3 separate regions of the Homo sapiens genome follow, and all the other regions are linked to region 2. Evidence: chromatin loops called from intact Hi-C (ENCODE). Cell type or tissue: heart left ventricle. All regions are shown on one strand. Region 1 has its middle 13 kb from the start of LINC02561. Region 2 overlaps AKR1E2 (aldo-keto reductase family 1 member E2). Region 3 overlaps LOC107984199 (a long non-coding RNA gene).

Region 1 (8,000 bases), 430 kb after region 2:
ACTTTCCAATTCATGGGTGACGAAACTGTTGTGGCCAGATCAGCTACAGACAGGAGCAAAGCTTTCCAAGGAAATTTTAGGTAAGGGAGATCAAGATCCTGAAGCATCTTCAAAGAATTGTAAAATGAGGTGAAACATGGCTTTGCCAGTACAATCCTGAAGACAAAGCAAAATCAAAGCAATCGCTACCAAGATGTGGAAATGATCCAGGCAAAGCAAAAGGAGATTAATCAAGAGAAAAGGTCATAGCAAGTTTTCTGGGATGCTCAGGGCATTTTGCTTATTGACTCTCTGGAGGGCTAAAGAAGAATAGCAACTGTTTTGAGAAAATTAGCCAAAGTTTTAGTATGAAAACACCCACAAAAAGCTTCACCAGAGATTATTTTTCACCATACCAATGCTCCTACTCGTTTTTTTCATCAAGCAGGGGCAATTTTGCAAGAATTTTGATAGAAAAATCATTAGTCATCCACCTTACAGTCCTGGTTTGGCTCCTTCTGAGTTCTTTTTGTGTCTGAATCTTTAAGAATCTTTAACAGAGACTCTTTTTCTTACAGTTAATAATGTAAAAAATAAAAAGAATACATTGACATGATTAAATTACCAGGACTCTCAGTTATTTAGAGATGAACTAAATGGCTACTATTTGCTATTAGTTCACATACTTAGTTCATATACTCATAAGCATATACTTATGCTTTAAAAACTATACTGAATTTGGTAAAGCTTATTTTGAAAAATAGTTCATATATTTATAAACATCTTTTAATTCCATTTTTCCATGAACTTTTTGAACTCCTCATATTCTCTATATCTTTTTTTAAAAATTTACAAAAATAAAAACTTTTAAAAGTTATAAAAGAAATATTTTCATGTCAGATATAGGAAAAAATACAACAAGGTCACCTAGAATTTTACCAGAACCACGTAGCAACCTCTAATCATTTTGTGTGCTTAATTTTAGTCATTTTTATTATTCTTAAGATGTTAAATAATTTAAAATTAGTATATGTACTGAATAGTATAGATTAGCATATTTTATAAGAATCCTGATTTTGTTCAGTTATTTCTCCCTTCCTCCATATTCAGTTTCTGTGCCCCAGAAGAAGCCAGTTCACACTTTTGTGTCACAAACTTCCTTTCTCTTACATTAATTGGTTTATGAAAGGCACAATATGTTGTTCAAGCCAATGAAACATGAGAAAAAAATTGCTAGAAAACTTCTGTGACCATTATTCTTCTCTCTTTAGAAACAGCTCCAGAAAACCCTCTCTGCTGTGCTGAACATGAATGAGGAGACCTATAGCCCAATTGCCATGAGGAGCCATTCTGAAGCGATCAAACATGGAGCACAGACAAAATATATTCATTTCAAGAGAGTATCTTACAGCTTCTAGAGCAACAAAGACCCAAACTTTCTATAAATGAATCAACTTTAAGCCCGTTTGAATTGAGTTTTCTGTTTCTTGTGGCTTAAAAGCATCCTGAAAAACAGAATAGTATATAATTCTCTGATATACTTTTGATATAATATTATAACATAAGCTTTCCCTTTTTGCTATTAGTCTTCATAATATCCTCTCAAAGATCTCTATGAAGCCATCAGAACTTTAATTAATTCCTCATTTGTGGATATTCAAAATTCTAATCATTTGGTTTTAGAAATTATATATATATGTTAATATATATTATATTACTATATAATATAGATGGGAGTTTTTAACACGTCTTGTCTACAAATATCCCTAGAAATATAAAACTAAGACAGAGTATACATTTTTGAACTGCTTTTTGTATAATTATCAAAATGGTCTACACAAAGCTTTAAACTTAACAATGTCATAAATCATGTTTGATATTTGGCTATATTGGATGTTTCTTTTAAAATCATATGTTTTGATTACGATTTATACACCTCCTCTTTCTCACTCCTTTCCTCTGATCTGGCTTTAGTGCTTACCACTCTGGATCAGGCCCTGCATGGCTTCCCATAACCTCCATGCCACTAAATCCAGCCACTTTTATCTTTCCCTATTGGAGTGTTTGCTCACAGTAGGACCTACCTATGTCTGACTCAAGCCACTTCAATGCTCTTTCTTTGGCTCCCGACACCACAGTCTCCTGGCTGTCTCCACCTGTCTGGCAGCTCCTGTTCAATCTCCTTGCCAGTGCCTCTCTGCCTCACCCTCTCCTGTGAACTTTCCTGCCTGTTCCTTTTCATTCCATGAACTTTCCCTAGGAGAGCTAATCCTTGTCTGTGAGTTGTTACCATCTATACAGCAATAATTTCAAACACTGTGTCTCCACCTCCACCCCCTGAGCTCCAGACCAAAGCGACCACCTCCCAACTCTGCCTCCGCTTGGCTGTCTCATAGGAACTTCACACCCATCCCCAAAGAACTGAAGTCAGGCTCTTCTACTCCACTCAAACTGTTTTTCTCTAGTATTTTCTATTTCTATGAAAGTAGCTGTCATCTACACAGGTGATATAAAGCCAGAAACTTGGAAGCATGATTAAGCAGGAAGTGTGTAAAGAGCAGAAAGTCAGAGAAGGCCCCGGTGGGCTAACGGCTCACCTGGTTGCAGGTGGGCTTGTACTTGAGCCCTGGCTTGTTGAGGATGAGTTCCAGCAGTTTGTGATTGAAATTGGACACCCCGATGGACTTGGTTAAACCTGCTTCTTTGCACTTCTCCAGGGCCTGGGGAGGGAGGAAATGGGTGGTAGACCTTTACTGTAGTTTGTCCATTTCGTTTGTCACTGACTTTTTATAAACCGAAAATCTGATTTATGATATACTACGATTATAATGAATCAAACCGTTTTATCCCTTGAATAAATTAATTTTGAATGCCTTTTCTTGTTCTGCGTACATATTTGTCTCCTTAATTCTATTACATGCACACTGGGGACACCAAATAAACATAAAGCTGCTTTTCCATTTCCTCTTACCTATCCCACTCTCTTCTATGGTACCTATTTTGCTGTTAGGATGCAATAGTTAACAAACTACACCATAGTCAAGGGCAAAAGAAACTCTCAGCTTTTCCTCTAGTAAAGGGTTTGTTGCTACCTCTTTCTACAACGATAAAAATAAATGAATGGTATAGGTGTTGCAAGGGCGGGTTCACTGTCCTGCACCTTCCACCCTCCTGCTGAGTCAGGCCGCAGCTATTCCTCCTCTGTGATGTGTTTCTGTCCCGGGATAAAGCGCTGACTCCTTTTGTGCTTCTCTATGCTGACTCCTCTTTAGGGCTCATGTCCTCAACCTGATCTCAGGGGTAAAGCTGCTTCCATGTCTATGTAGAGCCATAGAAGTTAAAATTAAAAATGGACCGTAGGGGTTATCTCATTCCACTCCCTCACTTCAACGATGAGAACACGGAGGCGCAGAGAAGTTCCACGTCTGAGGTCAAACAACTGCTGGAGCAAAACCCCATCTCTTTTGACCCCTCCTTCTGTGATTCCAACCTCACCACACAGTGCCACCTGGTGTCTGCAGCAGAACATACCTCCCATGTGTCACGAAGATCCACAGTATCAAAAATAATGTTTCCACTGGCATCCTTAGGCAGCAATTCCTCCCCAGGCTGGAAAACAGAGGATAAAGAAGAAGGTTTTCTATGAGAATTCCCTTTCTGGCGCCTAAGGAGCTTAGCCACACCACTTTCAGAAGGCTGTGATTATTAATCTGAACATGCATGCGTGCATGTGTGTGGATGTATGTGCTTGTGTGTCTGCATGTGCAGACGTGTGTATGTGTGTGCATGTGTGTGTGCCTGTGTGCATATGTGTGTGTGCATGAGTGTATGTGTGTGGATATGGATATGTGTGGATGTGCATGTGCGTGTTTGGGGTGAGGGTTGGTAAGAGAAGACATGGGAAAAAAGAAAGATGAGAACAGTCTGAGAGACTGTAGCAAAACACTTTTTCTCCAGTTACCTGCAGGCTCCTTCCTCCATACACCCCCACACTTCACTAAGAATGCCGTCCCTACAGTTGAAATTTATTTCATTTCTGAAGGACAGGCTGGTGTGGAAGACAGCGCTTACCATAACTATTGATCAGTGTGTTTAGCCCCCGTTTATGCTCACCCAACTTGGATAATGAGGACATCAGATGTGCTCAGCCAATGTCCACTGTGATGAGAGGTTGGATCACTGAAGCCCAAAGGAGTCCAGTTGTGCCACATGTGCCATCCCATGTACCTCTCTCTCCTGTGGGCTGAGGGTACATACGGGAGAGACCCTCACCATAAAGAGGTGGAGATTTCACGTTGTATCTCTGTAGTCTGTAGTAACCTAATAGCTCAGAACCTACACTCAGGAACACAAGCACTAAGAAATGCAGGGCAATGCCCTCATGTTTCTAGCATAGAGGAAGTGAGATCATCGAACCTGCATCTCGCTTAAGGCTGGGGGATGAGCACAGACAGAAAATTGCAATGTCATTCGGCTGTGAAGGAGACTCGTGAATGATTTAGCAATTCTATGCAATTCACTCAAACCTACCCCTCTCGGAAAGAACCCAGGAAATCAAGCTGGAATGAGACAATGGAGGTGCTAGTAACAGTGATGAAACTGTTTGGGGCATAAGAAGGAAAAAACAAAAGCTGACCTTCATAGCCAATGGATTGTGGATAATGAAGAGATCGACATAGTCCAGTTGAAGTTTCTTCAGTGACCCTTCCAGGGCTGGGCGAACTAATTCTGGTCTAAAGAAAGTTGTCCAAAGCTGCAGTGAACAAAAGAAATAAAAAGTAGCTTATGATTTCACACACTTGGGGACCAAAATTAAACATAACAGAAATTGACACATGAGTAACAAAACACTGTGGTCTCAAACTAGAAGAACTGGGGCTACATTTGTATTATTCAGGGTAAATTACATCCTTGATGAGATGCTGAGATTTACTTGAATGACTGCAATGTAAGAAAACTGTGAATAAAACTTAGATGGAGCAGGAAAATCAACTTTAATGCATCAAGGGTTAATGGCATCGTCCTCTGAGAGCAGTCGAGAAATGTCAGGACACGGGGAATGGAATCTACTGTCCTGTATAATGAATTCCTCAAAACAATTCTGCTGAGAGATGCATTCTAAAAACAAGTTGTCGTCAGTGTAAACAGGCATAGGCTGTATCGCCAGTAACCAAGGCTTTATTTACATTGGAAGAAAGGTTTTCCACCCTAGGAAAATGTTATAACATTCAGGAAACTCAATGCTGAGTTGAAAAATAAAAAAGTATTTCCCAGTCTGGCTCCCTTTTCTGAATAACATCCCAACCTCACTTGATACGTCCTGAGAACAATTACTGAACAATCAACGGAGTGGCCCCAGAATGCCTTGGGTAATCGTATAACAGTTACTTAAGTATTATCGATCTCATCTCATATATGAATAATACCTGCCGCTCAGAGACATTGAAGAACAGTGTCCCACCTTTCACACATCTCAGAGAAAAGCCTTTTCTATGTTTTCATAACGTGCCTTCACAATATTAGGTAAGAAATACATTGTTCCTATGTTTTGATAATGTGCCTTCACAATATTAGGTAAATACATTGTTCTGAGACCACATTGTTTTTCTAAATAATACATCTGAACTGACGGTGGCCTCTGGCCACTGCACACACAGAAATTTCACCTCAGTGGTGTAGAAAATGTCCTCTCTCTTCACAGGGCCATCAGCAATCTTCTCTCGAATGGCCTTTCCGACCTCCTCCTCGTTTTGGTAGAAGAACGCCGCATCAATGTGACGGAAGCCTGCATCAATAGCCACTTCGGTGGCTTCACCAGCCTTGCTCTTGGGGGTCTATAAAACAGGAGTAAGAGGAGTCAACGATCTGCCTGACTCAGAGAAAATCCATGTATTTCCACAATGGCATTTTCCTTTTTTTTTTTAATCTTTTACTTTGGGTTCAGGGACACATGTGCAGGTTTGTTATATGTGTAAACTGTGTCACAGGGGTTTGGTGTACAGATTGTCACCTGGGTAATAAGCATAGTACCCAATAAATATTTTTTCTGATCCCCTCCCTCCACCATCCTCCAACCTCAAAAGGTCCCGATGTCTGTCGTTCCCCTCCCAGTATCCCTGTGTGTTGTTCAGCTCCCACATGTAAGTGAGAACGTGCAGTATTTGGTTTTCTGTTTCTGTGTTAGTTTGATTAGGATAATGGCCTCAAATTTCATCCATGTTGCTGCAAAGGACGTGATCTAGTTCTTTTTTGTGGCTTCACAGTATTCCACGGTGTTTATGTACCACATTTTCTTTATCTGGTCTACCACGGACGGGCATTTAGGTTGAGCCCATGTCTCTGCTATCCAATAGCATCTTCATAGTCTGCTGGCCTCCTGCTCCCCTTTTGATCATTTGGGTTTCCATGATAGACTTGCACACTCCGAGGACAGCAACTAACCTCCTGTAAGCTTCTACTCCCAAATAAATTAGTGGAATTGGCTTCACCCTGGAGCATGGAAAAATCACATCTCATTCCATATGAATCAATTGTACAAGAATAACCAACGGGAAAACTTCTGATACTGGGAGAATTTTTCTAAGGCACTCAATAGGAAGGACAGGTCAATCGACACACACACACACACACACACACACACACTACATACATATTACAGCTGACCCTTGAATAACACAGGTTTAAACTGCACAGTCCCACTTATACATGAATTTTTTTCAATCAAAATTACAAAGTGTGCCTACTTCTCCTGCCTCCCTTCCCCCTCCTTCACCTCTTCTGCCTCTGCCACCCCAGAGACAGCAACCCCAACCCTTCATCTTCCTCCTTCTCCTCAGCCTACACAGTGTGAAGAAGACAAGGATGAAGACCTTTGTAATGATCTACTTCCACTTAATGAGTAGCAAATATATTGTCTCTTCCTTATGATTTTCTTGAGTTTCTTTTCTCTAGCTTACTTTTCTCTAGCTTGCTGTATTATAAGAATACAGTATACCATACATATAACATGCAAAATAGGTGTTAATCAACTGTTTATGTTATTAGTAAGGGTTGCAGTCAATAGTTGGCCTGGTTTTACCCAGGACACAGACGTCACCTCACCAAGCTGGCGTTGCAACGTTAGGATGATAATATGTACACGCTCTGCCTCAAATTTCAAACAGTGGATAGTCTAATGACTACATCTGAGATTCTGCCCTAGCAAGCTTCCTAGAACAGCAGGACAAAAGACAGCACAACACACACGCAGGAAAAAAGCTTCTCGTTCCTGCAGTGACTTAAGGTAAAAACACCAATTAGAGTATTAAGGAAGCTTCTTTTTCACTTAGTGCATTTGAAATGTCTGAATATTAAGCACGTGCACGTATTACAATTTATTATGGTAAATGAGGGGGTTATGGGGAATTTTGTTCTATTCTCTATGGCACTTTTTTCTGTCTTTTCTAAGAGTAATAAACATTACATATAACATATGTAAGACACACATTATGCCTAATGGATGAAATGGATAATTATGTCATTGAAAACCTACTGACCCTTTCTGGCAGCTGTTATCTCGTGATATCTCATGACAGAGTTCTACCAAGATTGAGCCCATCCATTGGTCTCTCATTTTGGGGGCAATCCCTCCAAAGCAACCCCAAAGCTGCCCTTACGTTACCGTGACCAGAGTGTGACACTTCAAGTTCTCTGCCATGAACTGAGTGGATGGCTGTATTTCAGTCCTTACTGTGATGTTGTGCCCCCTAAGTCTTCCCATCGAATTACCTAATGTTCTGAATCACAGTGGCTTCTTACGTGACAAAAGGTTTGGATGGTCGAAACTCCCTGGCAAATACTTCCAGCCCCAACAACCTCACAGCAAAGCTGCCAGCAAGTATTCATGTTGGTTTCCACTTCCCCCTAGGCCCTTGGCCCTTCACATTTCTAACCAGGAGTGGAGCGGCTCTGAGCAGGTGGAAGATGAGAGCAGCCTGAGCATGGGTTTTTTTTTTTTTTTTTTTAATGTAAGAAGTAGTGAG
Region 2 (8,000 bases):
CCTGTTCCTCAGTGTGTGGGGACAACAAAAGGGGAGGGAAGGGCTGAGAAGAATACTATTTTCAAGGAAGAAAAATGGATCACTCAGAAAATGTACTCTGTGATATGGGTACTGTTAGAGTTCATAGTCCCAGGGCCAAGTGGGTCCCTAGTTGGCAGGTGTATGGAACAAATTGTTTTGTTGGGGTTTTGAGGGGTAGCAGAGTCAGTGGGAAAAATTCTGTGCCATCCTTTTTTTTTTTTTTGAGATGGAGTCTCACTCTGTCATCCAAGCTGGAGTGCAGTGGTGCGATCTCGGCTCACTGCAACCTCCACCTCCTGGGTTCAAGCGGTTCTCCTGCCTCAGCCTCCTGAATAGCTGGGACTAGAGGCATATGCCACCATGTCCGGCTAATTTTTAAATTTTTAGTAGAGATGGGGTTTCACCATATTGGCCAGGCTGGTCTCAAACTCCTGACCTCGTGGTCTGCCCATCTTGGCCTCCCAAAGTGCTGGGATTACAGGCGTGAACCACCGCGCCCAGCCGCTATAACTTTTAACAATTCCCATATGTCCTTTATTCCACTAAGATGAGTGCAGTATATATTTCCATCTGTCCAAGGCTTCCTAAATGTAGCCAAGGCCAAGCCAACACCAGTCACATGATCAAAATCAAAGGGCATTTGGGGAATCCAGGCTGTGATTCAGGGAAGTTCCAAGTGTCTGATGAAGTGTTTGTTTTACATCTTTGTGTCCCTTGCAGGTCTAGCACTGTGCTATGTAGGTAACATGTGCTCCATTAAATGTGAATTAAACTAAGTTTTCTACAAACATTGTGTTTTGGTTCCAGGTGTTTGATTTTGAATTAACACAGCACGATATGGATAACATCCTCAGCCTAAACAGGAATCTCCGACTGGCCATGTTCCCCATGTAAATATGGCTCCTTCTTTTTAAAACAGAGGGAAGAATATACAGATTGAATGATTGGTGTCTGAATAGGTATTTATCATACACATTTTAGATTAATTAAACTTTCTCATTATAATTCTTTCCTGTTTGAAGATGAGCCACTGAATGAAGCTAATTTCATGCACTGGGGAGTTTAAAAGTATATACCATTTAAAATGTTTCTCTTAAAAAATAATCATTCTTTGTTCCTATTTTTGATTTGTTTTTCTGTTTTTCAGAACTAAAAATCACAAAGACTATCCTTTCCACATAGAATACTGAGGACGCTTCCCCTTCCTTGTTTCTGCTCAGCCCAGATGCACAGACACTATTGGCAATGTTGACCCTCCTCTGTCATCACAGCGCCAGGGCAGCTGTGCCTGGGACAGGAGCCACACAGTCAGAGGGGGATGTAAGAGCCACCTTCTCTGACAAATCTGGAGAATTGAGTGTGTTCTAAGTGAAGGCAATGGGGTTTCTCCAAGACAGCCTGTGTGGCCTCTACTCTGAACAAATACACTGATGAGTCATCAGTGAAATTTGCCTTCACATTTTAAGAAAACTTTATCTTATGGAGTTATTTAAGCCATCTACAGAGCTGAGGAAACAGTGTAATGTGTCTCTGCCCCATTGCGCAGCTCCACCCATTGTGCCCCAGGCCAGCCCGCGTCACCTACACTTCCTTCTGTGCCCTGCCAGTGACCCCCAGGTTATTCTAAAGCAGAGTCCTTCCCTTCCCCCAGTGAGAAGGAAAATGGGATAAGTCTGGGACACTGTTTCAGTTCAATAAAGAGGCTTTTTTCTTCCTTAAAAATCTGAATTTTAATTTCTTTTTTTTTTTTTTTTTGAGACAGAGTCTCACTATGTCACCCAGGCTGGAGTATAGTCAAGTGATCTCAGCTCACTGCAACCTCCGCCTCCTGGGCTTAAGTGATCCTCCTGCCTCAGCCCCCCAAGTAGCTGGTTAATTCCTAAATACTAGTTTTTAATACGGTCTTCTGATAAGTCAGATTATACCTGGGGAACCCCCATAGCGGAGATGAAATACAGCTCACTTTCTCACATCTGCTCATTCAGCCTGTTTAGATTCATGTATCAGAAGGAGGCCCTGCAGAGCATGGTGTTCACGCCCAGGCGTTGGTAGAGGGTGTGGGTTAATGGACTTCCTGTGGTCCAGACGCCATGATCCCTGTCTTTGCTGTCTGCTCAGTGAATCTGGCCTAGCTCCTGTGCCCTGGGATTCATACCGGATCTCCAGGGATATAACTTCTCAACTCACAGGCCCTTGGCTCCTATTCAAAATGAGTTAAGCCAGAAAGAAATTGATGTCTACTCCATGGTCTCTTCCCGCTTCTTGTGTCCCCCACATCAGCCTCCAAACAAGCCTCTCATTTCCTCCTCCCTCTGCATCAGGTTCAGGGAAGATATGGAGGTGTTGCCCAGTGGCTGAAGGGGACTGTTTGGGGACAGTTCCCCTCCACATCACTTCCCATTTTCACTCTATCACAAGCAGGCCAGCTGAGTCAGAGGTGTGGGTTCTGCAGATAAAAGTTGTGCTTTTCTAGCTCTGTGATCCTGAGCAGACTGCCTCACCTCCCAGCCTTCAGTGTCCTTGTCCACTCAGTGGAGGAATTGCAGCACCTCCCGGTTGTGGAGACAGCATCTGGCCCAAGTTATGTTCTAGGAAGAATGCATTGTTACTGCGACCAGTATCATTGCCATTGCCTCATTCCTCAGTTTCTCATCCACCTCCCTGCCCAGCCTTCCAGATGTGCAGGGATGTGTAGAAACCTTCTAGCTTGGCCTCAAGAGAGGACTTTGCTGCGGGTGTCACCAAAACGAAAAGACATGACTGGTGCAAGAGCTTCATGGGAGCCTCGCCCTAGTGGGGGTAGGATTGAGGGTGGGGTGTCATGGTTTGACCAAATTTCCAGGGAGAGTTTAATCAGAAGACTGTTTACAAAGGACTGAGGAAATGGGAGAGTCTCTTGACCTTCCTACGATCAGGCCCTGTCCACCACCATGGACCTTTAATTTTTCCATGTTCGTGACTCCTTATCATTCATTAGCTGTGTGACTTTGTGCAAATTACTTAACCTTTTAAACCTTTAAACTCTTTGTCACTGTCTACCTAGAGGTGTTAGGATTCAGTGGCATAGTGCCATGCAGCAGGTGACACAGTCATCTGCATGTAGCACTCTTGTGAACACATGCGTGTGTAGGTGTGTGACTTGTATTTTATCTCCCACAGAGTCAAAAATCTAACTGCTATTTTGTGAATTTTCCTTGTCACTTATACTTAAACCATTGTTCATTGACCTTAAAAGTAGAGAGTAGAATGGTGGTTACCAGAGGCTGGGGAGGGCAGGGGTGGATGGCTGATGAGGAGAGGTTGGTCAGCAAGGACACAGTTGCAGTTGGGAGGAATGAGTCTCAGCGCTCCATTGCACAGTAGCGTGAGTTGGTTAACAGTAATACGTCAGGTGTCTCACGATAGCTGGCCAATGAGGATCCACTACGTTATTTGCATTTCATGGATTTACTTCCAGCCGGCATGAAAACTGAGTGAAGCTGGCCACCAGGTGGCGCTGGGAAGCACTTAATGGTCCAGTGCATCTGCGGCTCTTAACAGGAGATGGCAGCCTTTTACTGTCTTTGATTTTAAGACCTCTTCAACTTTGTACAATCACAGTGAGGAAGGAAACAATGGATAGCAAAAATAGGCAAACACTGGGCAACTGCAAAGCTTAAAAAGTTTCACAGAAGTTACGCAGCCTCGTTCTTGAGCAGTATTTCCCAGTTCCCTTTTCAGATGGTAATTGATAACCCGGCCCCTCTTGTCTGTTCATTCTGAGTGGAGCTGACAAGCCCTCCCCTTCTTTGGTTCCCTGCTTTTCTCTAGGGAATGTGACTTCTGTGTAAGTTCTTCCCCACTCTGGGGCCTGGAGACCAAGGTCCACAGAGGAGGTGTAAACGTGTGCCCTTAAGGGACCCTCTGCGTCAAATGATTGTGGGCATCTCTCCTGACTTTAAGACTGGGAGATACTCAGATACTCGTTTCAGTAGCTGCTTCTCCTCATTGGCACTTTCGTATTTTATTTGAATGGAAAATCCAAGGATAAGTGGTAATCAAAGGCTTAAAAAGCTGGAAACAGATTCGGGAGGTGTGGATGGGCATCAAATGGGCATCAAGGAGCAAGAGACCTTGGGGAGGATGGCAGGGCCTCGCTGACTGATGGCAGTTTATGTTTGATTGTTTTGAGAAACTGCCAACTGTTTCCCAAAGTGCACAGGCTTACAGTCGCATCAGCAATGTGCGAGGTTCCGGTTTCTCCACACCCTCGCCAGCATTAGTTTTGGTCTGCCCCTGTTGTTGTTACAGCTGTTTTAGTGGGTGTTCAATGGTGTCTCATTGTGGATTTCATTACAATTCCTTACTGCCTAATGATCTGAGCATCTTTTCATGTGCTTATTGGCCATTTGTATGTCTTTGGTGAAATCCCCCATGGCATTCCTATGAGTTCACTGTGGGTGCCGCAGGGTGACTATGTGCACAATCTTGGAACTGTGCATTTAGACACTATTTATTAGTTCCCAACTTTAATCAATGATAAAATTCGCATTTTAGCACGTTTATTTCTCCATCTTTTCTCTTTCTTCCATTTCTCCTTTTCTTCACACAGACATCTAATATGCACCTTAAACTTTATGTGTCTAAAACAATGCTTCAAGCTCAACCCCAGCTCTCCAACAAGCTTTCTTTATTGTTATTCCTTAGTTATAAAGATGAGGGAGACTTGGTCTTGCCCTTAAACACCCAAGTTGAAATGGGAGAGGCACGCATGTGGAGGCGATCACAGAACAGTGACATGTGATGCGACCAGCTCTGGCTGGGTTTGGGCACATTTTCATTTTATATCATGAAATTGATCAAGACCCTGTGTCTTCATTGTGTTCCTTTTTCTTGTTATGCAGCATATTTTCACAGGACTGAATTCTTTTACGTATCCATACACTGGGGCAAATCAACTATCCAGACCTAGGTTAGCAACATTAGATGATGTGACATCCACCATACTGTGGTCATTGTCACTCCCGGTTGGATTCTGCTCTGGGCAGAGAGGGCTAATGGGCGTGACTCTAGGCCCAGTTTCCATAGCCTGGCAGTCCTCACTAGGAGGCTAGAGCTGGACTGGAAGCCTGTCTTCACCAACTGGTTTCTGGTACTTTGAACACATGGAGAACAAGGAAAACTACAATTTTTAATGTGCACTTCTGTCACGTATCGCCTCTGCCACTTAGAATTATATCCATGCTCCAACACCAATCCCTCCCTAACATTAGCTAGTACTAACTCGATGCTTTCTGTGTGCCAGGTACTATTCTATAAGTATGTTACAGGTTTTAACTGAATCTTCACAGAAAGGTAGGATTTACCATTATTTCTGTTTTATAAATGAAATAACCAAGGAATAGAGAAGTTAAGTAAATTACCCGCAAATACCCAGCTAGTAAAGTGATGTAAGTAGAATTTGACTCGGGAAATCTGGCTTCAGAGGCTGGGCTTTTAATTACATACCATGTGGGAAACAGTTAACTAGGTACTCTTTCTCTTGGAATTAATCTTTTTAAACTATGTAAATAAGAGGGTGAGACTTTTGGTGTTGATTCCCGAGAAGATAGGACACATTCCACCCCACAGGACTGGCATGTGGCCCAGTGACAGTGCCAGACCCTTTGAACACACAGCTCCGTTCCATGTGACGCCAGTGGAAAATCAAACATTTCTTGGCAGTATTGACGAGTATTTGGATGAAAGAAACAGAAGAGCTCATTAAACCTGCAAAACTCTATTCCAATGGTGACCAGCATTACTTCACCTGGGAAATCATTGAAAAACAATTACTGTGAGACTGGATTGGTGAGTCACACGAGTTCAAGCCATTATATGCTTAATTTACTTCCAGCCCTGATTTTAAACAGAGGCGGTATATTTAAATCAGAAGGAGATACGGAAACAGCAATTTCTTGGCTAGAAAAATCAGCATCTCTAGGGGGAAGTGGAAAATTCTCAAAGAGCTGAAGAGCATGAAAAAGGCTCCTTCTCTTGTCAAGATAGATCACGGCCCTCATTAGTGAAGAAGATTCTGCAGGCACAAAGGGCCCTGAACAAATGCTGGGCAACAACAGAAACTGTGGTGCGATTAATTCTTGTAAAATAATAAGACAGAAATAGCTCCATCAATGGAAGGAGAATACCGTTAGCTAGAGACTACCCAAAGGAAGAGAATCTCTGAAATTAAGTTAGATTAAGTGGGATTGAGTTGTGACAGCTGCAGGGACAGACCTTCACCACTGTGCCACCCCACCTGGTGTCTAATGAATTTACGCTGAAGCAGGTTAGGACAGTTTGCAAGCAGAAAATACAACAGAGATGGATTGGCAAGGTCTGCTGGAATTGCTGCTGCTTTTTTATTTTCATTTTATTTTGTTGTTTTTGTTCTAAAAATATTTTATTCTTTTTTTTGGCTTACACGGCAGAAATCCATTTTCTCACAGTTTTAGAGGCTAGAAGTCTAGGGTCAAGGTGTTAACAGATTTGGTTTCTTCTGAGGCCTCTCTCCAGGACTTTTCCTTCTGTGTCCTCACATGGTCTTCCTTCTGTGTGTGTCTGTGACCTTGAGGGATATTTTAAAGCTGAAGAGATAAAAGAGGTTGTGGGGCTATGTCTTAAGACAAAAGAACATTTAGGAAACCTCAGGAAATGATCAGAGTGGGATAGATGTTACTAGAAGAAACAAAGAAATTGAATTCAATTAGGAGTTAGAATCATTTACAAAGCAATGGGGAAAGTAAGCCCCTAAAAACTATTGTAGCATATAGTAACCAGAGCCAAACTCTCATAATATATTCCCCAAGGCAAAAGAAAAATATTTACAAGATTGGCGTTGTTTTATATGTTTGCAAACTTATTTAATAAGTCTGGCTTTGTAGATTTCATATCTGAGTCTGCATTCAATCAAAATGTCTTGGCTAAACTTCATGAAAAAACCCCAGCCTCATAAATTAGTAGTTGGAAAAAGGAGGCATATTTAGAGCTTTTTCAGATAATTGTATTTCTTTGATACATTAGACTGGACACACAGTAGTTTGTTTAAGGTTAATTGCAATATTGCAATGAGGAACTTGTTGCCAAAAAAAAAAAAAAAACCAAACTCTGTAAAATATCTGAAGAGATTGATTCTAAGCCAAATATGAGAACCATGACCCATGACACAGCCTCAGGAGATCCTGAGGACATGTGCCCATTGTGGTCTGGTTACAGCTTAGTTTTATATGTTTTAGGGAGACATAAGACACCAATCCGTATAAGTGAGATAGACTTTGGTTTGGTCTGGAAACATGGAACAACTGAAAGTGGGGACAACTGTCAGAGGCATTTAAATCAGAGCAACTCCACCTTGAATAGGGGCTGAGTAAAATGAGACTGAGACCTATTGGGCTGCATTCCCAGATGGTTAAGGCATTCTAAGTCACAGGATGAGATAGGAGGTCACACAAAATACAGGTCATAAAGACCTTGCTGATAAAACAGGTTGCAATAAATCCCCCAAAACCAAGATGGCGATGAGAGTGACCTCTGGTCGTCCTCAATGCTACACTCCCACCAGCGCCATGGCAATGTCAGGGAGCTACCCTATAGGGTCTAAAAAGGGGAGGCAGAAATAATGTACTCCTTGTTTAGCATATCATCAAGAAATAACCATAAAACTGGGCAGCCAGCAGCCCTTGGGGCTGTTTTGTCTATGGAGTAGCCATTCTTTTACTCCTTTACTGTTTTTTTTTTTTTTTTTTTTTTTTTTTAGACAGAGTCATGCTCTGCTGCCAAGGCTGGAGTATAGTGGCACTATCTCAACTCACTGCAAACTCCACCTCCCGGGTTCAAGTGATTCTTCTGCCTCAGCCTCCCGAGTATCTGGGACTACAGGTGCATGCCACCACATCCAGCTAATTTTTGTATTTCTAGTAGAGATGGGGTTTCACCATATTGACCAGGCTGGTCTTTAACTC
Region 3 (8,000 bases), 770 kb after region 2:
ACACGTTTTTCCTTTTCTCCGCTTTCCTTTCTTGTGCCTTGTTATGACTGGCTTTGGAGCCTGGCTTACAGGGAGGGGGGATGGAGAATGGGCAGGCTGTGGGGGAGGTGGCTGGGGTCCCAGGGAGGGAGGTCTCGGGACACCTGCCCTGCCAAAGTTAAGGCTACTGGGCAGGTGACCTTGGCCTCCAGGTCAGGGAAGCTGGAGGTATCTCATGGGCCACAGAGTCCCAGGATCCACAGAGGAAGGAGGAGGGAGCCGCTGGGAAAGTGGTTTAGGCTTAGGTGGTTGATGAGTGCGTGGGACAGGGGGAGGAGGAAGAAATGGGGAGGCTGCCACATGGCAGAGGAGGAACCCACACTCCGGAGAAACTCACTTTGTGTTCCAGCCTCCACTCGGAGCCGAGCGTCATCCCACCCACCCCGGGCTGGGTGTTTCTCCTTCACTTGGGAAAACCAAAAGGCAGAATTGAGGTTGCGGCCTCCAGAGCCCATCAGGACAAAAGACATGCCCTGAGCGCCCTGCACCAGCCCTGAGCTGAGTGGCGGCCCCACCAGCTGGCCCTTAGGGCTGAAAGCAAGAGCAGGCACGTGGGAGCTACCCAGGGTCTCGGGGTGCTGTGGAAGGTGCACCCCCACCAGCCTTCCACAGCCACCACATCCCAGGAGAGGCCAAGACACGCCCCAGACCAAACAGAAGACGGGAAAATGCTGGTTCTGAAAAATGTTTACATTCTCCTTCCCAGAATTCCAAGATACTAAGATGTCCTAAAACAAAAAGAAATGAAAAGATAGGAGGGAAAACACCCATTGATGAAAATGATTCATTCCCTCGATACATTTCTACAAAACGAACCCGGAGCAGGACCCAGAACTCTGCGTTCATCCGTCAGCACCCAGCTAACTCCTCCACACCCCTGTTCGGGGCCGGATGGCAAGACACCAAGATGGTTAAATTTAAGAGAAGTCACAGGATGGTGGAGACAGTTTAAATAACAAGCACCTGGGGAAGCGGTTCATTGCCGGGTCCGGACGAAGCCGCGTGGGAGCCGGGGGTGCAGGGTTATGGTTGTGGGACAAATTAGTGGACTTTCTACTTCAGGCACAGTTCTCCTGGCTTTTTTTCTCCCCAGACTCAACTGTCCCTCCAGGCCTCAGCAGCAGGACAGTGGAAGGTTCGAGGTTCCGGGTGATGGAATCACCTGGCCCCCTGTAGGCAGCCCCCTTCCTCTGAGACAGCCCCCAGCCAGAACTTCCTCAGCCAGTGTGGGGGATGGAGGTAGAAAACAAAGTTTACATGGACTCCCCTCTCACCCCACAAAGAATGCTCCCAGACAAGCTAGGGTCCATTGAAAGGACAGGGCTGGCTGGGTGCGGTGGCTCACGCCTGTAACCCCAGCACTCTGGGAGGCTGAGGCAGGAGGATTACTTGATCTCAGGAGTTCAAGACCAGCCTGGACAACATGGCGAAACCCCGTCTCTCCAAAGTATACAAAAATTAGCCAGGCATGGTGGTGTGTACCTGTAGTGCCAGCTACTTGGGAGGCTGAGGCACGAGAAGTGCTTGAACCCAAGAGGCGAAGGTTGCAGTGAGCTGAGATCATGCCACTGCATTCCAGCCTAGGTGACAAAATGAGACTGTCTCAAAAACAAAAATAAAAAATGAAATGACAGGGCCAACAACACACAAAGAGAGAATCTGAGAGGAAAGGTGACTTGCCTCACGTCACCCAGCCAAGGTAATGGCCAAGCAGGTATCAGAAACTGGCCGTGCCATGAAACATGAGCTTCTGCTACCCGAAAAATAGCAGGGTTCATTCCCCTGTCAAGCAACAATGACTCTCTGTGAGAATGCAAGTTTTGATCCATGAGTTTATTACTTGGCTCCAATAAGGAGGGCACTGGGCATATTCTCAAAGCAGTGTCTCTCCAAGGGAAAGTGACAGGAGGGTATTATGGGGCAATGGAGAGGGCAGAGGGTGCATCGTCGCATGTAGAGCAGGGGTCTCTGTGGCACAGGACCCTGTCATCATGCCAGCACATGGGTTGCATGTTATGGTCCTGAAGCTGCAGCTTTTCCAGGGTAGAGACTTAGCATTGTCATGAGGAAAGTTCACTGGGATTCACGTCTAAGTTGCCAGGGTCTTTCAGGAGCTGGTTCTGACCAACAGGGTGGCCTCATTCCACCCAGGGTTGGGAAGAGTAGGCTGCAGGGCAGGAGGCTGTAACCCAGGCTGATGGCTCAACTGGATTAAATTCCTCCGGTCCCTGGATGTGGTGGCGCACACCTGTGGTCCCAGCTGTACTCAGGAGGCTGAGATGGGAGGATCACTTGAACCCAGGAGGTCAAGGCTGCAGTGAGCTGTGATCACACTACTGCACTCCAGCCTGGGCAACAGAGCTAGACCCTGTCTCAAAAAAAAAAAAAAAAATCCTATGGTGGTCCCTGGAGACCCTCCTTGTCTCCTTACACTTCAGCCCTGGTGCATTTTCTGCAGAATTAAGATCTGAGTCAGTCAAAGGGTATAACATTTTAGCTATGCAGGATGAGTAAGTTATTTGAGATCTAATGTATGGCATCATGAGTACAGTTAATAATACTGTATCCTGGGAATTTGCTAAAAGATTTTATCTTAAGTGTTCTCACCACACACACAGAAATACTGTCGCTACGTGAGCTGATGGGTTTGTTCATTAGTTTGACTGATAATCATTTCGGTCTATACATATATCAAAGCATCATGTACACCTTAAATATATACAATTTTTATTTGTTAATTATACCTCAATAAAGCTGAAAAAGTCTTTTTAAATTAATTTTAATTTTAGAAGAATTGAGAGCATAAAGTGACCTTTGAGACCTTTCGCAGGCACCCTGCGTGTTTCAGGTAAGAAGTCCGAGGCCCGGGGTGTGACACCCCCAGGCCACCAGCTCTGAACGACCTGTAATCAGGGTGGCCCAGCTCCACCCAGCCCGTGGCTCCCTGGGACTGAGTTGCCTTCAATGCCTCCAGGGCTGGGGATTACTGATGGTGGCAGGGAGCAGGGGCCTTCTAGATGACACCCTCCTGGGCCCAGGCCACAGTCAGCTTGGCGAGGCCCAAGGCTTCTCCCGCGGCTCCTCCCACGGCCCAGATGGGACGCAGGCCGATCTAGGCTGTCCCGCTCGTGCCCCCGTGTGGCCAAACGCTAAACACCAGGAGGGTGCAAATGGACCTGGGCAGCTTTTGAGCCTGCTGCACCTGTCACCCGCAGGTCAGGGCCAATGGAGTTCAGGACGTCTGCGCACCAACGACTCAGACCACAAACCTGTGCCTGAGCAGTGGCTGGCAAATATTTAGGGGTGAACCTGCAGCTCATTCATGAAAACTAAGAACATGCAGAGGACCCCGAGCTTCAAGCAGCTTAATGGTGACACTAAAAAGCTCACCTCAGCCTGGGCAACATAGGGAGACCCTGTCTCTGCAAAAAATTAAAAAATCAGCCGTGCATGGTGGTGTGTACCTGTAGTCCCAGCCCAGCTCCTCTGGAGGCTGAGGCATGAAAATTGCTTAAGCATGAGAAATCAAGGCTGCAGTGAGCCAAGATCACGCCACTGCACTCCAGCCTGGGTGACAGAGTGAGACCCTGTCTCAAAAAAGTTAAAAAGCTAACCTCAACAATCTCCCCTTTTGTTCTGATCTTCAGCAGTTACAGGATCCCAGAAGGATCACTTCCCCAAAGCAGCCCCTTTCGGCCCAGCCCCATGGCTAAATTCCCACTCATTATAAAGGGTAGGACACTCGGGGTGACTTATCCTCCAGTGTCTGGAGCCCACAATATTTTAGGGACCCAAGAAAACGTTCTTACTTCCACTCTTATTAATTAATTAATGTATTTATTTATTCTGAGACAGAGTCTCGCTCTATCGCCCAGGCTGGAGTGCACTGGCTTGATCTCAGCTCACTGCAACCTCTGCCTCCTGGGTTCAAGCGATTCTCCTGCCTCAGCCTCCCGAGTAGCTGGGACCACAGGCGCCCGCCACCACGCCCAGCTAATTTTTTTGTATTTTTTAGTAGAGACGAGGTTTCACCATGTTAGCCGGGATGGTCTCGATCTCTTGACCTCGTGATCCACCCACCTCAGCCTCCCAAAGTGTTGGGATTACAGGCGTGAGCCACCACGCCCAGCCCCCACTTCTTTTCAAGTCAAATTTTAATATAATAATAATATACAGTTATGAATCCAGCCTAGATTACATTCATATTTGTACCAACAGTCCTCAAATCGCATTTTTATTTTCTTTATAGAGAAAGAGGTCCCGGAAAGGAAAAGAGCCCCGACCAGGCCCCCTGTTCCTATGCAGCCCCAGGACTCTGTGCCTCTGAAAGCTCTCACTTATAAAGGTAAAATCCATTTCCAAAGACGAGGAGCACCGTGGGCCCATTCTCGCTTGCTTTCTCTGAGACAGCACAGATCTGAGGGGGTGTCCAGGACAGTGAAGCCATCAAAGAGCGCGTGACAGGAAGGGGGATGCTTGGCCTGGAGTGGGCAGAGGAAGACAACACGGGCTACGCGGGCGTCTCCACCTCCGCAGAAGCAGTGAGAAGAAAGGAGCAGTCAGGCACAGCTGGGTTCGTCTTCCCGGGAATGTGATCTGGAGGAAACGGTTTAACCTCCCAGACCTCCCCACATCTGTAAAGCAGAGAAGACAGCAGCACTTGCCCGATGCGGCCATCTCGAAGGCTCGCCACCCGCGGGAGGCACCGGAAACGGAACTGCCAGGACCCTTTTCTCAAGATGGCGCCCAAGGTAATGAAGGAAGCGCCTGCCCCTCCCAAAGCCCAAGCCACAGTAGGGGCTTTGAGGACCAAGGAGGCGGTGCTGAAAGGTGTCCACAGCCACAAAAAGTAGATCCGCCGTCAGCCACCCTCCGGCGGCCCAAGACGCTGCAGCTCCGGAGACAGCCCAGCTATCCTCGGAAGAGCACCCGAAGGAGCGTCCCCAACCCGAGTCCGCCATAAAGACGTTATTAGATTGGTGCAAAAGTAATCATGGTTTTTGCCATTACTTTAGATGGCAAAAACCGCAATTACTTTTGCACCAGCCTAACAGAAGACAACCACACACGTGCTTCTTATGGATGTCAAAGCTGGCAGGCGCTGGGCAAACAGGCTGGAAAGAAGCCCTCCGACATCGGTATGCCCAAGGCCCATACCCTGCTCAGGCCCGAGGTTCAATTGGCACCTGGCTAAGATGGTTTGGATGCTGCCCACAAAACCGGGTCATCTAAACTGTGTCCAGAGCTGGGCATGGTGGCTCACACCTGTAAGCCCAGCACTTTGGGAGGCCAAGGTGGGAGGGTCCCTTGGACCCAGGAGATCAAGACCAGCCTGGGCAACATAGTGAGACCTCATCTCTACAAAATTTTTAAAAATTTTTAAAAATTAGCGCAGCATGGTAGCTCACGCTTGTGGTCCCAGCTACTCAGGAGGCTGAGGTGGGAGAATCACTTGAGCCCAGGAGGTTGAGGCTACAGTGAGCCATGATCATACCACTGCACTCCAGCCTGGGTAACCGTGTGAGACCCCATCTCAAAAATTAAAAGTAATTAATTAAAAAATAAAATAAACTGCATCCAGCTGGCTAATCCTAAATATATACTTTTTCCCATGAAAAGAGTGGAGCCATCATAATAATGTGCTTTTGCTCTCATTTCCCAGGTGGACCCTGAGCCAGGCCGCATCCAGTGGGGAGCCCTGCATGGGCAGCAGGTGAAGCCCCTTGGAGATGCCCAGGGATCCAAAGGCGACATCATTGATGGCAAGGCTGCCCCTCTTGGTCTCTGGGTTTGCCACCACTCTGGCTTGGAGACAGGTGCTGCAGCCTTCCCAATGCTGGGCTCACTCTGGACTCGTCATGAAGTGCTTTCTGCCAGGGCACCCTGGTTGGAAGTTTAGAAGCCCTAAAGGACAGCTACAATTGTGGCAGCTGTGAGAGAGCAGCTGTTGTTGATCCACACACGGGCCAGAAGGTTTATTCCGAGAGGTTCTGGAAATCTGCTGGGAGGGATGACTCCCTTGTGTGGGGAACACACTCAGATAGTTGCATATTCACTCATCTACACCACACCATGAATAAAACTTAGATTCCAGATTTTAAACACTGCCAAAGGGCAACTTCCTCCCTTTACCCACTGACCTCACAACTGCCCTCAGCACACAGTCATCCCAGACCTGCTCCCACAACAGGGCTCCCTCCACTGCTGCGGCCCGGCTCAGGGTCACCCTGGGAAATGATGGTTAAAAAATAAAAATGACTGAGGTGCCCGGTTCAGCCTTCTGTGCCGAATGAGCGCAGCAGCCAGGTGCAACCGGAATGACGGATGGGAACCAACAGATGTCCCTCCCACATGGCACCAGCAGCCAGGGCCCCTGAAGGCCACTGTTCACCTTGGCCCTCATCCTGCAAACATGTTCGGAGCTCATTCTCTGAGCCAGGCTGTGTGCTGGGCATGGAGCTGCTGGGGTGAGGGCAGACAGGACCTGGCCTCTAGCCTCAAGGTCCTTGCAGTCTGGGAAACTTTACAAGCACGTGAATAAAGTATTCGAATCAAGAAAGATAGGAACTGTTATAGAATTAAAAGCAAAGTGCTTTGGGTAGAGTTACAAGCAAGGTACCTGGAAACCCAGAAAGAGAAGGATTCTTCAGTCTGGGAGGAAATTAAGGAACATTCACAAGGGTCAGAAATGAGCTGGGCCCTGAAAGATGGAAAGGAATTTCCTGCTTAACTAGAAAGCTTTCTCCACAGTCCGAAATATGTTTCACAGTGAGAAGGAGGATAGGCAGGGAACACGTTGGCGTTGTTGTGGTGTGTTGTTGCTGTTTTTTTTTTTTTTTTTTTGAGATAGAGTCTTGCTCTGTCGCCCAGGCTGGAGTGCAGTGGCATGATCTCGGCTCACTGCAAGCTCTGCCTCCAGGGCTCACGCCATTCTCCTGCCTCAGCCTCCCAAGTAGCTGGGATTACAGGCGCCCGCCACCACGCTGGGCTAATTTTTTTGTATTTTTAGTACAGACAGGGTTTCACCGTGTTAGCCAGGATGGTCTCGATCTCCTGACCTCGTGATCCGCCTGCCTCGGCCTCCCAAAGTGCTGGGATTACAGGCGTGAGCCACCGCGCCCGGCCTGTTGTTGTTTTAAGCCAGCAATACACCTCACCACATTAGTGTGGATGTCTGGAGAAAGTGTTGAGACTACATTGGCATCTAAAAATTCCAGTTGTGTCGAACGTAGCGGCTCACGCCTATAATCGCAGCAATCTAGGAGGCCAAGGTGAAAGGATTTCTTGAGCCCAGGAGATCAAGACCAGCCTGGGAAACATGGCGAGATCCCATCTCTACAAAACATTTTTAAAAATAGCCAGGCATGGTGGTGCACACCTGTGGTCCCAGTTTTTCATGAAGCTGAGGCAGGAGGATCACTTGGACCCAGGAGTTCAAGGCTGCTATGAACTGTGATTGCGCCACTGAACTCCAGCCTGGGTGACAGAGTCAGACCCTATTTCAAATAAATAAATAAAAATTCCAGTTGCTAAAGCCACAAATATCCAGAACCCACACACTGACCTGTGCCTTCCAGGACTGCAGGTGGGGTGGGTACTGTCTCACTGGTTACTATAACGGAGTACCACAGTCTGGATGGCTTAAACGGCAGACATTTATTTTCTCACGGTCCTGGAAGCTGGAAGTCCAAGGTCAAAGTGCTGGTGTGGTTGGGTTCTGGTGAGGGCTGTTGTCCTGGCGTGCAGACAGCCACTTTCTCACTGTGTCCTCCCGTAGCTTTTTCTGTCTGAGACAGAGATCTCTGGTGTCTTTTTCCTTTTGTTATAAGAACACCAGTTTTTTTGAAGAGAACAGTCCCACCTTTATGATTTCCTTTAACCTTACTCACCCCCTTAAAGGCCCTACCTCCAAATATAATCACATTGGAAGTTAGGGCTTCAAAATATGAATTTGGAGGAGG

The links. A loop is a pair of places that touch in the nucleus more often than their neighbours do. Peaks named below come from ENCODE experiments on the same cell type or tissue, not always from the same donor. Only the 100,000 strongest peaks of a DNase experiment are listed, where the experiment ranks them.
Region 1: it touches region 2 in a loop (24-fold over the local background); 88 of 110 quality-filtered maps call a loop at or near these places.
Region 3: it touches region 2 in a loop (4-fold over the local background); 28 of 110 quality-filtered maps call a loop at or near these places.

The regions. Positions count from the first base shown.
Region 1 is chr10:5,280,200-5,288,199 of GRCh38, forward strand. It overlaps the pseudogene AKR1C7P. Among named protein-coding and RNA genes, the nearest start is that of LINC02561, 13 kb to the left of the region's middle. RefSeq lists an enhancer at 4,267-4,561. In heart left ventricle, a CTCF peak has its summit at 3,498 (motif pointing left); a DNase peak (open chromatin) is centred at 3,462.
Region 2 is chr10:4,846,320-4,854,319 of GRCh38, forward strand. It overlaps AKR1E2 (aldo-keto reductase family 1 member E2), which reads left to right. Exons shown (of 10, transcript NM_001040177.3): 9 at 829-911; 10 at 1,169-1,743. The coding sequence ends at 1,211. Among named protein-coding and RNA genes, the nearest start is that of AKR1E2, 24 kb to the left of the region's middle. RefSeq lists an enhancer at 3,378-3,672. In heart left ventricle, a CTCF peak has its summit at 3,525 (motif pointing right); a DNase peak (open chromatin) is centred at 3,522; H3K27ac peaks cover 3,197 bases.
Region 3 is chr10:5,620,153-5,628,152 of GRCh38, forward strand. It overlaps LOC107984199 (a long non-coding RNA gene), which reads right to left. Exons shown (of 2, transcript XR_001747344.2): 2 at 4,245-4,673. Among named protein-coding and RNA genes, the nearest start is that of LINC02677, 5.9 kb to the left of the region's middle. In heart left ventricle, a CTCF peak has its summit at 3,177 (motif pointing left); a DNase peak (open chromatin) is centred at 3,149; H3K27ac peaks cover 737 bases.